Linked DNA regions of Homo sapiens: all the other regions are linked to region 3. Evidence: chromatin contacts called from ENCODE Hi-C or POLR2A ChIA-PET data. All regions are on one chromosome and are shown on one strand. Each heading gives the region's core, a stretch centred on a gene start or an enhancer-like site at or near the end of the contact. The rest is flanking DNA. Distances are from core to core; before and after follow the strand shown. Region 1 overlaps STK17B (serine/threonine kinase 17b). Region 2 has its middle 33 kb from the start of DNAH7. Region 3 overlaps HECW2 (HECT, C2 and WW domain containing E3 ubiquitin protein ligase 2).

Region 1 (4,422 bases), core at 1,282-3,781, 270 kb before region 3:
ATCTCTATGTTAGATTAAACACTTGGGTTAAATTTTGGAAAGCCTCTATATACGTATCAGGGTCATCAGAAAATCTGCCCAAGCTGTCCAAGTGTCTCTTTATTTCCCTAAGGTCCTGTAATGAGAAGGGAACATGTACCCTAGCGGTACCCCTTCCATCTGGCATTTCTTGTAGGGGTAGGAGTGAAACTGGGCAATGCGGAGTTTCAGAGATGGTGGAGCTGGAGGAGCTGATGGCACAATTGGAGGGGTCGCTGGATAAGGGAAACTGGAAGGACTGGGGTACTTAGAAGCCACCTCCAATGGCTCCTCTAAAACCTGCTCTTCTTAGGGGAACTACTCTCCATAGACCTGCCTGATATGATTGCTAAGAGGGCTGAGGTGATTGTGCAATGCTTGCAAAGGTCTGGGTTGTCTTGCAGGGCAGAGAAAGCCTGTACATAGGGGACCTTGGACCATTTGCCCTTCTGTCTACAGAAAAGATCTAATTGTTGGATAAGATTAAAGTCAAGGTTTCCTTCAGCTGGCCAGGTCTGTTCACTCTTGGGATGGTAAGACGACCATGCACTTGGGCAAAATAAAATTAGTTTTGGGGTCAAAGGAGTTCAAAATGCACTCCAGAGGTGTGCAGGCTGAAGATGGCTTGCTACCCATCCTAGAAAAGAGACAAGAGAAGAGGCATTCCTCAGTCTCCTTGTTCTTTTTGGTATGACCCAAGGTAGAGGGGAAGACAATGGGAGCGTCCCCCTGACTGTTCCCCTCCCTGGTCCCTGGGTCCCAGCACTGTGTGTGCCACCCAGTGGTTGCAGGCATGACCCTCAAACCATGGTCCCAGAGAAGCTAAATAATGGGGATAGTCACGCATACCCATGTAGCCTTTGTCCCCTGCCTGGTGATTGCCGTTTGATCTTCCAGACTTGTGTGACCTGCGTGGCTCCTTGATGGGTGAGTCTTGAGAGAGATTATGTAACAGTTGCATTTGAGCAAGGTCCTTTAATGGAGGGAGTATACTGGACTGAGCTTCATACTCTACTATTATGGACCGGACTAGAGAATGTATTCTTAGGTGGCAGTTCTAGTTAACTTCCAGACATAAAATCCCCTTTCTATTTAGATGCCATTCTAGTTGTAGGCGGAATAAGTGTCTCAAAAGAACATAAGGGTCAATTGGTGGGTGGCCTTCCTGCTAATGGAGAGTTGGTCAAAAAAAAAAAAAAAAAGAATTTTAGACCGGCTATAGGAGATATGCTGTTTATCTCTGAATGTTTCTGCTGCCTATAAGGCTTTTCTGTGACAGAGTTTGGCTTAAAAGTAACATAGCATCTCTCTCTATGTTAGATTAAACACTTGGGTTAAATTTTGGAAAGCCTCTATATACGTATCAGGGTCATCAGAAAATCTGCCCAAGCTGTCCAAGTGTCTCTTTATTTCCCTAAGGTCCTGTAATGAGAAGGGAACATGTACCCTAGCGGTACATGTTGAGACTAAAATTTGGTTTTGGAGGACATATTTCTCCTCATTGCTGAAAGCAGAGATCTCCTGCTTGCAGAGGGGGCATAACGTCGGTCTCTAGCAGATGTAAAAAAGAGAAGAACTGGAAAACTAGAGGCTTTTGGCAAAGGGCATACAAGGTCGCCCAGGGAGGGAATTCTCATCCCACTAGGTGGCGCTGTAAGCCTTGAAATACCAGGCAGTAACTTTGCCTCCATATGCCCTCTGAACAAAGGACAGAGAGGGAAGTCTGACATGTGGCAAGTTGTTCCCAGCATACCTCCTAGCAGGAGAAAGTTCATTTGTCTCATAGAGGGGCTATCCAGTACAACTGGGCAGTATTGGCTCCCCACATGGGAAAGGAAACAGCCCAGGTGGAAAGAGAGATGTTCGCTGGGTGGGGCATGACCTCCTACCCAACCCCAGGAAGTGCTATCATTAGGAGTTAAGTAGTCTTTGAGATCTGGATCATGAAGTCCCCCTGTCTGTAGAAAGTCACGAAAACAGCAAACTTTGACCTGCATTCCTGATTGCTAAGGTGGTTGCTAAGCTTGCCTAATTGAATTATTTCCCCGGGATGTAAAAACTCCTACAGCAGTGCATACAGAGACGGCACAAGAGACATGGTGACTGTGGAAAGGAAAGGAGGAAACTAAGGTTCGCATAGGAAAGCTTGGTGATCCTATGGCCGACACCTGGTTGGGCAATTGGAGGCTGGGGTCAGTCCAGGAGTAGCCCTGGCCAGAAATCCTCAGTTGCTCCAGGACCTCTTCCAGACCCATGCAATAGCAAAGTTGTGTGTGACAGAAAACTAGTTTGGACAGAGCCAACATTCCCAGCACCATGAGGGCACTGGGGATGGACTAAGTCCTCCCCAGCAAGCCTCACATTTGAGTCTTTTAAGACCGGCAGCTAGCCCTTGTGGCTCATTAATCAGCAGACAGATACCTTGTTTTTTTGATAGTTCTTTGAGAGAATAAAAACTGAGGATGAGAAGCCTCAGAAGTGAAAGTAGAGAGTCTGCTCCCTTACCCTTCTGATTAATTCACCTTCAAATCCTGGGCGAGCCCCCAAAATGAAGCAGCCTCATTGTCTGGGGTAAACACCAAGGTTCTTGGTCTCATGGCCAAGGAAATTGAGGTTGCAGACAAACCCACACAGAAACTGGAGCAGGAGTTTAACAGGTAAAAGGAAAGAACAGCTGTCAGAGAGGGGTCCCCAGTGGGTTTCCAGTAAAAATGTCAGGGTTTTTATACATGGGCTACTGAGGAAGGGGGCATCTTATCCTCCTAGGGCCTGAAGCTTTAGTTGGGACCAGGTGTGCTATCTGCATAGAGCATGAGTTTCTATCAGCCTTTACCTGATTCCTTGACAACCTAGGCAGACTCTTAATCTGTGTTGCTGTGTGCTGCTTTGTGTCACTTATTTGGGAGGGAGAGTTTCTGTGACTGTTCCCAGACATTTTTTTCCAGCTGCAGGTATCCCCCTCCAATATCCACTTCTGGCTTCCCTAGCTTAGTGTGCCTAAAGGAAAGGAATGTGCTTATTAAGGCCCACTGTTTTTACTGGGGCCCACTATATGAGTGTGAAGTTTGGTGATTACCCGGGAGACTCACCCCCTCCTTCTGTGCCCCAGTTGTTTATCTGTGTTTTACAGCCTCATCTTCTTACCTGTCCATGTGCAGCCTGAGTTTTTTCCAAGGTTGTTTTATTTTTTGCCTGTTGCTGTGTGACTTTTCAGGCAGGCTGCTTCTGCAGTCTGAATTTTTCCAATCATTTTTCCCTTTCCTTCTCCCTCAAAAACAAGTTAGGTAAGCTTCATTCAGGCATGAATTACAGTGCTATTGCCTGTTAGTTCAATGTTAATGAACCAACAATATATATTAAATGTACAATTAAATAGAAATACACAAAACTATGCATTGATCAATTGTTTAAAATGCTATGAACAGAGCCTTGCAGGAACCTAACTCTGTATTTCCCCTAGGAGCAATGATTAGTAACTAAAGTATGGGAACTTTATAGAACATAACTACCATGAATAATGAGAATTGACTGTACCTTAGTCTACAACCAGATTATAAATATCTTGAAGAATCTCTCATTCATCTTGTGTGTAACACGTAGTGCACTATAGTGCAACATGTAGTACAGTTAAATTCATTGACATTTTCTAAAAATTATTCCTTGATACCAGCGAATAGACCTACTTGTTTTCAGATTTATATGCCTTTACAGATATGTTTATTAGACACAAAGAGGGTTCATAGATGACCTAGGTCAAAGGCTAGAACATGCAGACATACTTTTAAGAACAATAAATTTAGAAATGCTTTGAAACAAATGACAACCACAGATATAAAAAAGTGCTTTTTAATTTTTAGCCAGAATGGTCAAGTTGATGTAGATTTTTTTTACTGGAATACTCATAATAATGTCTGTCTATATGCCTTAAGCAAGATTATTATTTAATAAAATATGGCAGGAAGTTGTAATTTATGGAAAATTTACAATTATTCTTTAAAATACTTTTATAAAATTATAAATTGATAATAATCCCCCCAAACTGAAGTGAAATACTTTTAATACTACTTGAAATTAAAGTACAGTTGTTTATACAACAATGAATAAGGACAAGATATCAAACTGAAAATTCAAAAATAAACAGAAGAAATGTAAACAGTTCTAAAATATCAGTATTTATAAATGTTGCTTAGAGGAAGGCTATTCAAAGCATGGTCCATTAACTATTTGTGAGCTGTCCAGAATGAAAGAGGCTTGTGCCAGAATGAAAATCAATTACATCACTAATCATACTGGCTCAGTTGACTTTTTTTAAATAACAAGACTTCTTTGATAAAGGAAGCAATGTGTTGATTTATATTCTGGCACAAGTACCTTATTACTGACTAGAGCAGGGGTCCCCAGTCC
Region 2 (4,543 bases), core at 687-3,186, 300 kb before region 3:
ATCTGTAGGTTGCTTTTTGGATTTTTAGTAATAATCTTACATAGAATACACTTACATAGGACATGGTTCCTAGCCAAAGACATCCAAAAGGTTTGCTCAAAAACATGTCTTGTTGGGTCAGCCTTTATTAAATCCTCCCCAGGAGCCGATATTTTGGGAACAAAATATTACTGGTAAAGAGAAGCATGTGAAGTTTCCAAAAGCAAAAGTGTCTGTAACCAATGAACAGATAAAATTTCAAGGCCTATACAGTAAAGCAGCTGTTAGATGATTTACTGGAAAATTCCTCCAAAACATAATAGAGGCTGCCCACTACAAAGGAAATATTTTTCCTTCAAGTGCATAATATTCAAGTTCAATATGTTATGTACTCAAATTACCTCTCTATTAAAATCTGGGGTTTTCACGATAACCTCCACCATGGGGACTTGATTCTCATTCCATCCCAATGAAAAGCCAGGACAGCACTGGTTGGTGTGAGATTCATGAGGTGAGTTCCAAACTCCAGAGACTCATTCCTTTTGTGCAGCTTCCAGTATCAATAACACAGGATAGGACTTCATTTCCCAGGCATATAAGTGACTCACACTAAACTAGACAAATTCGATAACCTCTCACTTTCATTTAGAGAAATGATCATAAAGCTGCCAGTGGGGCACCATGTGATTTTCAAGGCGGGCAGCACAATTGCAAAACAATACTTGCAGGAATCATAGAGGAAGAGAACAATTGTTTCCAGCACCTCCCTTATCTCACTATATGGACAGACAGTGCATAGAGGGACATTCTCAGATGCCACAGCACTTGAGTGTTTTGGTAAAGTCCTGATGGAGACCAGGGAAAGCGGCAAGAGAGTGAGGTGTGCAGCACACAGCACAGTCACTGCTCCACAGCACCAGAGATCTGGAGGCACACGTGGAACCAAATGGGCCAAAAAAAAAAAAAAAAAAAAAAAAGGAATTCATAGTCCTCAGGCCAAGAATTCTCCATTTAACCTCATTCTTGACTCTGCCAACCCACGCGATCATTTATTAGGAGTTAACAGAAACCTTTAGGGAGAGATTTGTTAAGGGTTACAGAATCAGAGCAAGGGAGGAGGAATACGTTTCTAGTGTTCTATACCACTGTAGGACTACTACAGTTAACAATATGTAGTTTCAAATAGCTAGAAGGAAGGATATTGAATGTTCCCAACACAAAGAAATGATAAATGTTTGAGATAATGGATATGCTAATTACCCTGATCTAATCATCATACATTATATGTATCAAAACATCCTTACATACCCCATGAATATGTACAATTATTATGTGTAAATTAAGAAAGAAAGAAATCTCTTGGACTCCATGTAATGTATTTACGCACAGAACACATTCTGGCTCAAACTAGGAGGTGGAGGTCTCCAACTGTACAAAGGGCACTATTGCACTTACTAGGGGTAAGGATTAGAGCTTTCGATCTACACAGGAAAAGTAGAAATGGCAGTCAAGAGCCACAGTGATGCAAGCTGAAGTCAAACCAAGAGGTGTTCCCTGCCACTTGTCTCTTATTTTGAACATGCCAACTAATTGCAGCCCACCCATCCATCCTTCCTTGTGCCAGAGGTGAGGGCTAAGCCATTGCTGCAGAAGTCCTCTTCAGCAGATAGCTGTTTATCTGGTCCTTGATTAATGGTAAGGGGGCTGCTCCTAGCTTTGTTTGGATGTTCAGACAGCAAGAGAGGACACTTGGTTTCAATATGTATATCTATTTGATTCAACCTCCAGCTAAACAATCCTGTTTTCCCTAAGAAATGAACATGGAAATGGTCAAATGTCCACAGGAACATTGGTACAGGAGGAGTATGTTCAATAATCACAAGATATGAGTCAGATGTTCAGAGTGTGATTTTGATATGAACCTTTATTGTGGGAGAGGGAGGGAGGGTTGAGCTATCTGAGAATCAGTTCTGGCTCAGTCCCTTGAGCCTGCTTGGGTGCGAAGGTTTCAGTTCTGTGTCAGTGACTCAGCTCTACTCTGTTCAGGGAAGATAAATTAGGTGCCACGTGCTTTACTCTTAGTGAAATAGGTTATTTTGGGGGAAATATGTGGAAAGTTACTTTTTAAGAAATTCCAGTGAATATGAAGGGCTCCTATCTGAAAAGATGCACATTTGGCTTGTTGTGAGAATTTTTTCCTTCCTTATGAAAAACATCTTGTCTTCAAATTTGTCTGGAACTGTTTACTACATTGCCCTTTTGAGTTGCACCAATAAGAAGGGAGTCAAACACCATTTCCAATAATACTCTGCTCAGTCATAGTGACAGTATGCCCCTGCCTCCCACGCTGCCACACCAGTCCCAGCCGAGGAGCACCTGTGAAGTCTGTTCTGCATCACAGCAGTAAGCAGTCACAGGGCCTATTAGTTATGCACAGCAGGAGAGACCTTGGGGTCAGTGTTAGAGTTATGTTTTTCATACGCATGCAAGACAGCTTACATTCTGCACTCTGGTGGCGTGCAGATGTCCTGGAGAGTAAGGCTCCTTTGGTTCCCTCACTTTTCCTTTTGCTAATAGACCCCAGGCTTTGTTCAGGGATCAGGCAACAATATGCTCATGGTAGTTAGGCTCAGTCTCAGAGAGGAGTCATGGATCATCCATTCCCCTTTGCCTGTGAATGGCGTAGGGATCATGCCAAAAAAAGAAACACTGCTTAGGGGTTTGGAAAAAGTATTTTCTTCCTAGTAAAAGAAATCTTGGTATGACTGAGCTGCTAAATCAATCCACCCTGCAACCCTAATTTTGGACTTCTTGTTTGGAGAGATAATAAATTCTTTATTGTTTAAACCCCATTGGATATAGTGAAAATTTCACCAAAAAGCATCCTAACTGGTCCTCACGGGTAGGAACCTGAATTTATTTCAACTTCTGGAAGACTGTTATGAGCCACAGACTGTCAACTCCTATACAAGCTGAGAAAATAAGCATTCATGGTAAACTGGGGTTATTGAGGAAATTGCAGTTGAATTTGCTCACCTGTAAAATGGGAATATCAGTAGTAACAATTTCAAAGTCTCATCCTGATGATTAATTTAACCCAGGCAAAGCTCTTAAAGCAGTGCCTGGCACATAGAAAAGACACAATTTAATTATCAAGTGTTGTTATAGAGATGAGGAGGCAAGAAGGATTGATCACTTGGGGCTAAATTAGGGATACCAACTAGGAACAAAGATACTCACTTGCAAAGAGAAAGATGATGGCAGACACTCTGGCATGGCTGGCTAGTAGTAAAGTAATATAGAGGAGATCATAATTACAGTTTACCAAGCCCTCTTCATCATGTTCATTCCCTTTGCATGAACACAATTTCCTCAATACCTACAGTTTACCATTAATGCTTATTTTTTCAACGTATATAGGAGTTGATAGTTTGTGGCTTATAATACTCTTCCAGAAATCGAAAGTAAATTCAGGTTCCTACCCCTGAAGACCAGTTAGGATGATTTTTGGTGCAATTTTCACTATATCAAATGGAGTTTAAACAATAAGGAATTTATCATCTCTCTATACAAGAAGTCCAAAATTAGGGTTGCAGGGTGGATTGATTTAGCAGCTCAGTCATATCAAGCTTTCTTTTATTAGGAAGAAAAGCCTTTTTCCGAAGCCCCATGTACTCCCGCTAACTACATGGGTGAGCTGGCTGTGACTGCAGCTCTCATCCAGAATTTGTCTCTAGGGTTGGTTTAGTTCACCTGGTGTGATAGACTGAATAATGAATGACCACTGTCCCCAAAGATGTCAATGTCCTAATCCTTGGAACCTATGAAAATGTTAATTTAGTTCAATGATAAAAGGGACTTAGCACATGTTATTACATTAGGGATCGTGAGATCGAGAGATTATCCTGAATTATCCAGGAGAGCCCAAGATCCTTATAAAAAGGAGGAAAGTCAATACTAGGAGATGTGATGATGGAAGCCACAGACTGGAGTGATGTGAGGAAGGGGCCACAAGCTAAGGAATATAGGCAGTCTCTAGAATCTGAAAAAGGCAAGGAAACAGATTCCCCCCTAAGCATCCAGAAGGAACACAGCCCTGCCTACAGATTGACTATAAACTTCTGACCCCTGAACTGTCAAGGAATACATCTGCATTGTTTTAGGCCACTAAGTTTGTGGTAATTTGTTACACCTGCAACAGGAAATTAATATACCTGACTAACCAGCTGAGACATGATCCCTAATTCCCTTTGTTAGTTTGTATGTTTCTGCTGCAAGTAACAGAAGCCTGAACTCAAAATAGTTTCTGCAGTTAAGGGATCTATTGTCTCACATATTAAAAACAGAGTAACAGAGTCAGGATGTTACAAGTTGGTTCATTCAACAGCTCAATGACATCATCAAAGATCCAGGGTTTTTTTTCCCCAAATCCTTGCTTTGTTTTTTTTCAGCACAAAGGTTTATCTTTTTGGGTTGACCCACTCATGGTCAAATGTGGTTGCTGCAGTTACACTCATGGTCAAAAGTGGTTACTGCAGTTCTAAGCACTATATCTTTACACGTT
Region 3 (4,718 bases), core at 939-3,438:
AAAGGGAAACAATTAGTATTATTTGAAATTTTATGAAAAATACAATACTCTTCTGGAATTTTTAAATAGAATTTTTCTTTAAAAACGCTACCTCAAAAAATATGGATCAGTTGTTCTTTTTGTCAAATATTTCAAAATATTAGGTTCAGGTGACATATACCTTTCACAGATGTTTTATATACACAGGAGTGAATACACAGTCAGGGTATATATTCATCCTGTATATCACACAGATGTGAATATTCAGGATGTTTTAAAATGAACATTTAAAGAGCTTTCATTTATAATCTTAGAGAAAAAATTTTTACTAATGAGAATATTTTCTTCACCAATATGATTTCCAATGGAAAACAAAATCCCTCAGATAAGTTAAGACATGGAATCAAGGACCTACTATGTTCTCAAATGGAGAGGGTACCAAAAATAACTAGGCGTCATAAGAAGGGAAACTTGCCAGGCGCGGTGGCTCACGCCTGTAATCCCAGCACTTTGGGAGGCTGAGGCGGGCGGATCACAAGGTCAGGAGATCGAGACCATCCTGGCTAACATGGTGAAACCGTGTCTCTACTAAAAATACAAAAAAATTAGCCGGACGTGGTGGCGGGCGCCTGTAGTCCCAGCTACTCGGGAGGCTGAGGCAGGAGAATGGCATGAATCTGGGAGGCGGAGCTTGCAGTGAGCCGAGATGGCACCACTGCACTCCTGCCTGGGCAACAGAGTGAGACTCTGTCTCAAAAAAAAAAAAAAAAAAAAAAAAAAGAGGGAAACTTGCCATAATAAGTTACTAAAGGAAAAAAGAAATGACAAGCTTTAGCTCAGAAATTTGATAATTGTGCAGCTATATACTGGCCCTTTAACAGACCTTGAGTTTCATTTCTGGGGGGATGGCTTGCAAGAGATTTACTTTTTATTCTTAGTCAAAGAAACTTTGAAATAGTTGTCTAACATGGGAATAAGAGTGAGAGACTCTGAGCCATTAATAGTGTGCATGGTGCACCTCCACATCATGGGTTACTTTGGCTACTTTTCCTTCACTGATTCAGTCCCCCTGACAGATATTATGTTCCATAATGTTTCTCTGTTATTTATTTAACAGCTTTTTGTCAGTGTGAGTGATACAGCATATTCAATGATATATTTTTCATGGTATCTAATACACATTGTCACAGTATACCTTTAACAATAGTCCTGAAACTCAAAAAACAAACTGTAAGAGAACGAACAAAATTTCTATAGCTAACAATTTAATTTGGGAGGTCAAATACATACTTGGAAATGTGAATATTGTAAATCAAATAAAGTAATCAATTAACAAACAGATTCCTTGCCTTGGGAATTTTTTTTTTTTTTTTTTTTTGAGACAGAGTCTCGCTCTGTCACCCAGGCTGGAGTGCAGTGGCACGATCTCAGCTCACTGCAACCTCCGCCTTCTGGGCTCAAGCAATTCTTGTGCCTCAGCCTCCCGAGTAGCTGGGATTACAGGCGCGCACTACCATGCTTGGCTAATTTTTGTATTTTTCGTAGAGACGGAGTTTCACTATGTTGGCCAGGCTCATATTGAACTCCTGACCTCAGGTGATCCGCCCACCTTGGCCTCCCAAGTGCTGGGATTATAGGCATGAGCCACCACACCTGTCCACCTTGGGATTCTTATTCTTCTGTCATTCTTTCCACTGATGACCAATTTTAACTGTGCTGGGTAGGACACAGACATAGGCATAGAAAGAGCAAATAAGTACTAAATAGCCACAGGCTACTAAAATGTCACTCAACTAAATGCTGTATTTTGATACTGCATTTGACAGCTGACGTAATGTACAAGAAAGTATTTAACAGATACATGTTCAGGAACATGATCACAGTAATAAAGCAACAGATGCTTAAGTGTTTCTGCTTTCCACATAGGGTATCCATAGAGACTATTAAAAAGACTTCCAGGGAAAGGTAGGATCTGTCATTAAAAATGCATCTCCTCATATGAGAGATACAGTAAACACAAACCTTCAAGATGCCCATAATTTTTAATGTACTTTTAAAAAGACATTTATACTATGCAGCTCATTTCTGCAAAATGTGACTTGATTACAAAGTACTCAGTGGCTTACATTATTTATTTAAGAAGACTGAGTCACTTTCCTAAAGTTTTACAGCTAACCTAGTCTGTGAAAAAATTCTAAAGCTTAAAAGCTCTCAAGGAAATGAACCAAAACATTCTGGAAAATTCATTCTCTGCAGGGAAGATAATCGTGGCTATAAGACCAGTCAGCCTAAGGAAGTACACAGGGAAGAAGAATGACCTCATGTAACAGATCCTCAGATCTTTTGAAGGAAATAATAATAACAAAAAAGAACATGTCTGTCTTCCTGCTTAAGATATGTAGCAGAAAGCCAGACACTTCTTCAAGTATTCCTTCAGGTTGTATTTCAGGCCTGTTACATATTTCAGCATCACACTGCCAACCTTCTCTATAGAACCCAGAATTTCTTGTGAAATTATGTCACTGTGAGTGTTTTAGGCCTCACATTCATCTGAGAAAAACACTCTAGTAATATATAATGGAACCATGCAATGGCTATGGTTGGCTAACCATGTTATACTACATTTTTACTAAATGCAATTGAGTGCCAGAAAAAAGTCTTCTGTTTGAATCCATACAATAAAGAGCTTAGCAACTTGTAGTATCCACATAGGATACTCTTGATTTTTGTAATAATTGAGGAGAAACATGGCACTTGAGTTGGAGACTGGGCGTAAGTCCCATTACATGAACTTTAATAGTTAAAAAGCATAATTCTCCCTATGATTTGCCCCATGAATATATACTTACTTGCCTAAGCATTAGTCATGCCTCTCTCTGTCATGTCTGCTAGGATTCTGTAATAAAGAGATTCTTCAAAGTCTCTTCCTAGACCTTCTAGGAGAAGAAAATGATGTTTTTATTTCCCAAAACCCAGTAAGCTTGTCCTGACCAGCCAGGAAGGTTCAGAGGGTCTTCTACTGCCTCCCCTAGTCAAAGATCTGTAACTTCAGAATTAGTGTCACTTTTTAATTGTGGTGAAAGCCTCAAAATACATTAAACCCCAAAGAGATTTTCACTACTGAGATTTTTATCATCTTGGAAAATGTTTCCTGTCTTTTGGCACATTTCTGCATTCAAACATTTCCTGATCTTCCAGGTCACCAGTTCCAGTGCTCCCACTACAGAAACCCTTCCATCTCAAGCTCTCCAATCCACTTTTTCTCCATTAATCACCCCCAGTTATCAATTTCCTCCTTATCCTGCCAGATTCCCTGATCCATTCTTATAATCATCCTGTTGGTAATATTTCTTTTTTTTTCTTTTTTCTTCTCTTTTTTTTTTTTTTTTTTTTTTTGAGACATAGTCTCGCTCTGTCACCCAGCCTGGAGTGCAGTGGTGCAATCTCGGCTCGCTGCAAGCTCTGCCTCCCAGGTTCACGCCATTCTCCTGCCTCAGCCTCCCAAGTAGCTGGGACTACAGGTGTCCGCCACCACTCCCGGCAAATTTTTTTTTTTTTGTATTTTTAGTAGAGATGGGGTTTCACCATGTTAGCCAGGATGGTCTCAATCTCCTGACCTCGTGATCCGCCCGCCTCGGCCTCCCAAAGTGCTGGGATTACAGGTGTGAGCCATCGCGCCCGGCCCCTCCTGTTGGTAATATTTCTAACTCCATCTTCCGTCTCCCCTTCCACTGTACTCCCCTGGAAAAACCCAACAGTGATTAAACTAGCTACTACTTAAACCACACCTGCAGTCCAGCTGGTAGAAGAATAAAACAAAACCAAACACAAGCATGCTCATGAGTCTTACTTTAGACTCAGGACCACAAATCTTGCAGGGGACTCAATACTGCCAGGCAACTTTGCCACAGTGCTCTACATACGTGTTTCCTCACTTCTCCAGGTGACGATATCACATGTCTACCTCTCTCCTCTAGCTCCCCACCACTTTCAAATGCATAAAGAACAGAAGCAAACAGATTCACCTTTTCAATGCCACATCTACCACTCATCTGCCATACTTCTCTGTGTTCCCTTTTGCTCTTCTGGATGAAATGTCTCTGCTCCTGTTGAAGTCCAACCCCCCATCTTATGCTCTAAATCCCATCTGCTCACACCTTCCCAAGGATTTATCTCCAATAATTATCCCTCCTTGTGCACATCAATGTCATGTGGACAATGTCTACTAGATCATATTCATTAATGTGCAAACATACCAGATATCTTTACTTTGTTCTGAATTCTCCAGTAGGCATTCCCCATTGCTTTGTCCCCCTTCACAGCAAACTTCTTAAGGGAATTCTCTACAGCTGAAATACCCACTTCCTCACCTCACATCTCTTTCTCAACTCATTTCATTTCAACTTCTACCCCCACCAATCCTGTCAAGACACCAGCCGACAGCTTCCCTTGACACATTGCCAAGCCCAGTGGTCGCTTCTCTGTTCTTACACTGCTTGACCTCCCTCCTACTTGATTATCCCCTACTTTCTTCTAGTAGCTTCCAGGACACCTCATTCTCATGGTTTTCCTCACTGACTATTCTTTTTCAGCCTTCTGTGCCTCCTCTCTGGGCTCAGCCTCCAAGCTAGAACCCCTTCCTTTCTCTGTGTACACTGTCCTTCAGGGTAACCTCCTCCAGCTCCATCTATGTGCCAGTGATTCCTACACTAGAGATTTGCAGACCCAGCTTCTTCCTT

Evidence for each region. Hi-C counts contacts between places; a loop is a spot of excess contacts on that map. ChIA-PET counts read pairs that join two places held with the same protein, here RNA polymerase II (POLR2A). Pooled maps may share reads with other maps.
Region 1: a loop to region 3 is called in a map of K562, with 4 times the contacts of the local background. The contact joins two enhancer-like sites. A Hi-C loop is called at or near these places in 1 of 168 maps with a recorded cell type or tissue (K562) and 3 of 50 pooled maps. POLR2A ChIA-PET finds 5 or more read pairs at or near these places in 2 of 52 experiments (BJ and OCI-LY7).
Region 2: a loop to region 3 is called in a pooled map, with 2.7 times the contacts of the local background. The contact joins two enhancer-like sites. A Hi-C loop is called at or near these places in 2 of 50 pooled maps. POLR2A ChIA-PET finds 5 or more read pairs at or near these places in 3 of 52 experiments (BJ, CD8-positive, alpha-beta memory T cell and activated T-cell).

Annotation. Positions count from the first base shown.
Region 1 is chr2:196,129,865-196,134,286 of GRCh38, forward strand. STK17B (serine/threonine kinase 17b) reads right to left here. Exons shown (of 8, transcript NM_004226.4): 8 at 3,719-4,422. Among named protein-coding and RNA genes, the nearest start is that of STK17B, 40 kb to the right of the region's middle. Within about 2 kb of position 2,532, at least 5 of the 41 ENCODE cell types and tissues checked have a DNase peak (open chromatin) inside an H3K27ac peak, as active enhancers do.
Region 2 is chr2:196,099,460-196,104,002 of GRCh38, forward strand. No RefSeq gene overlaps it. Among named protein-coding and RNA genes, the nearest start is that of DNAH7, 33 kb to the left of the region's middle. RefSeq lists enhancers at 1,504-1,593, 1,614-1,763, 2,034-2,133. Within about 2 kb of position 1,937, at least 5 of the 41 ENCODE cell types and tissues checked have a DNase peak (open chromatin) inside an H3K27ac peak, as active enhancers do.
Region 3 is chr2:196,401,468-196,406,185 of GRCh38, forward strand. All of the region lies in intron 2 of HECW2 (HECT, C2 and WW domain containing E3 ubiquitin protein ligase 2), which reads right to left. Among named protein-coding and RNA genes, the nearest start is that of HECW2-AS1, 140 kb to the left of the region's middle. RefSeq lists a silencer at 3,517-3,707. Within about 2 kb of position 2,189, at least 2 of the 41 ENCODE cell types and tissues checked have a DNase peak (open chromatin) inside an H3K27ac peak, as active enhancers do.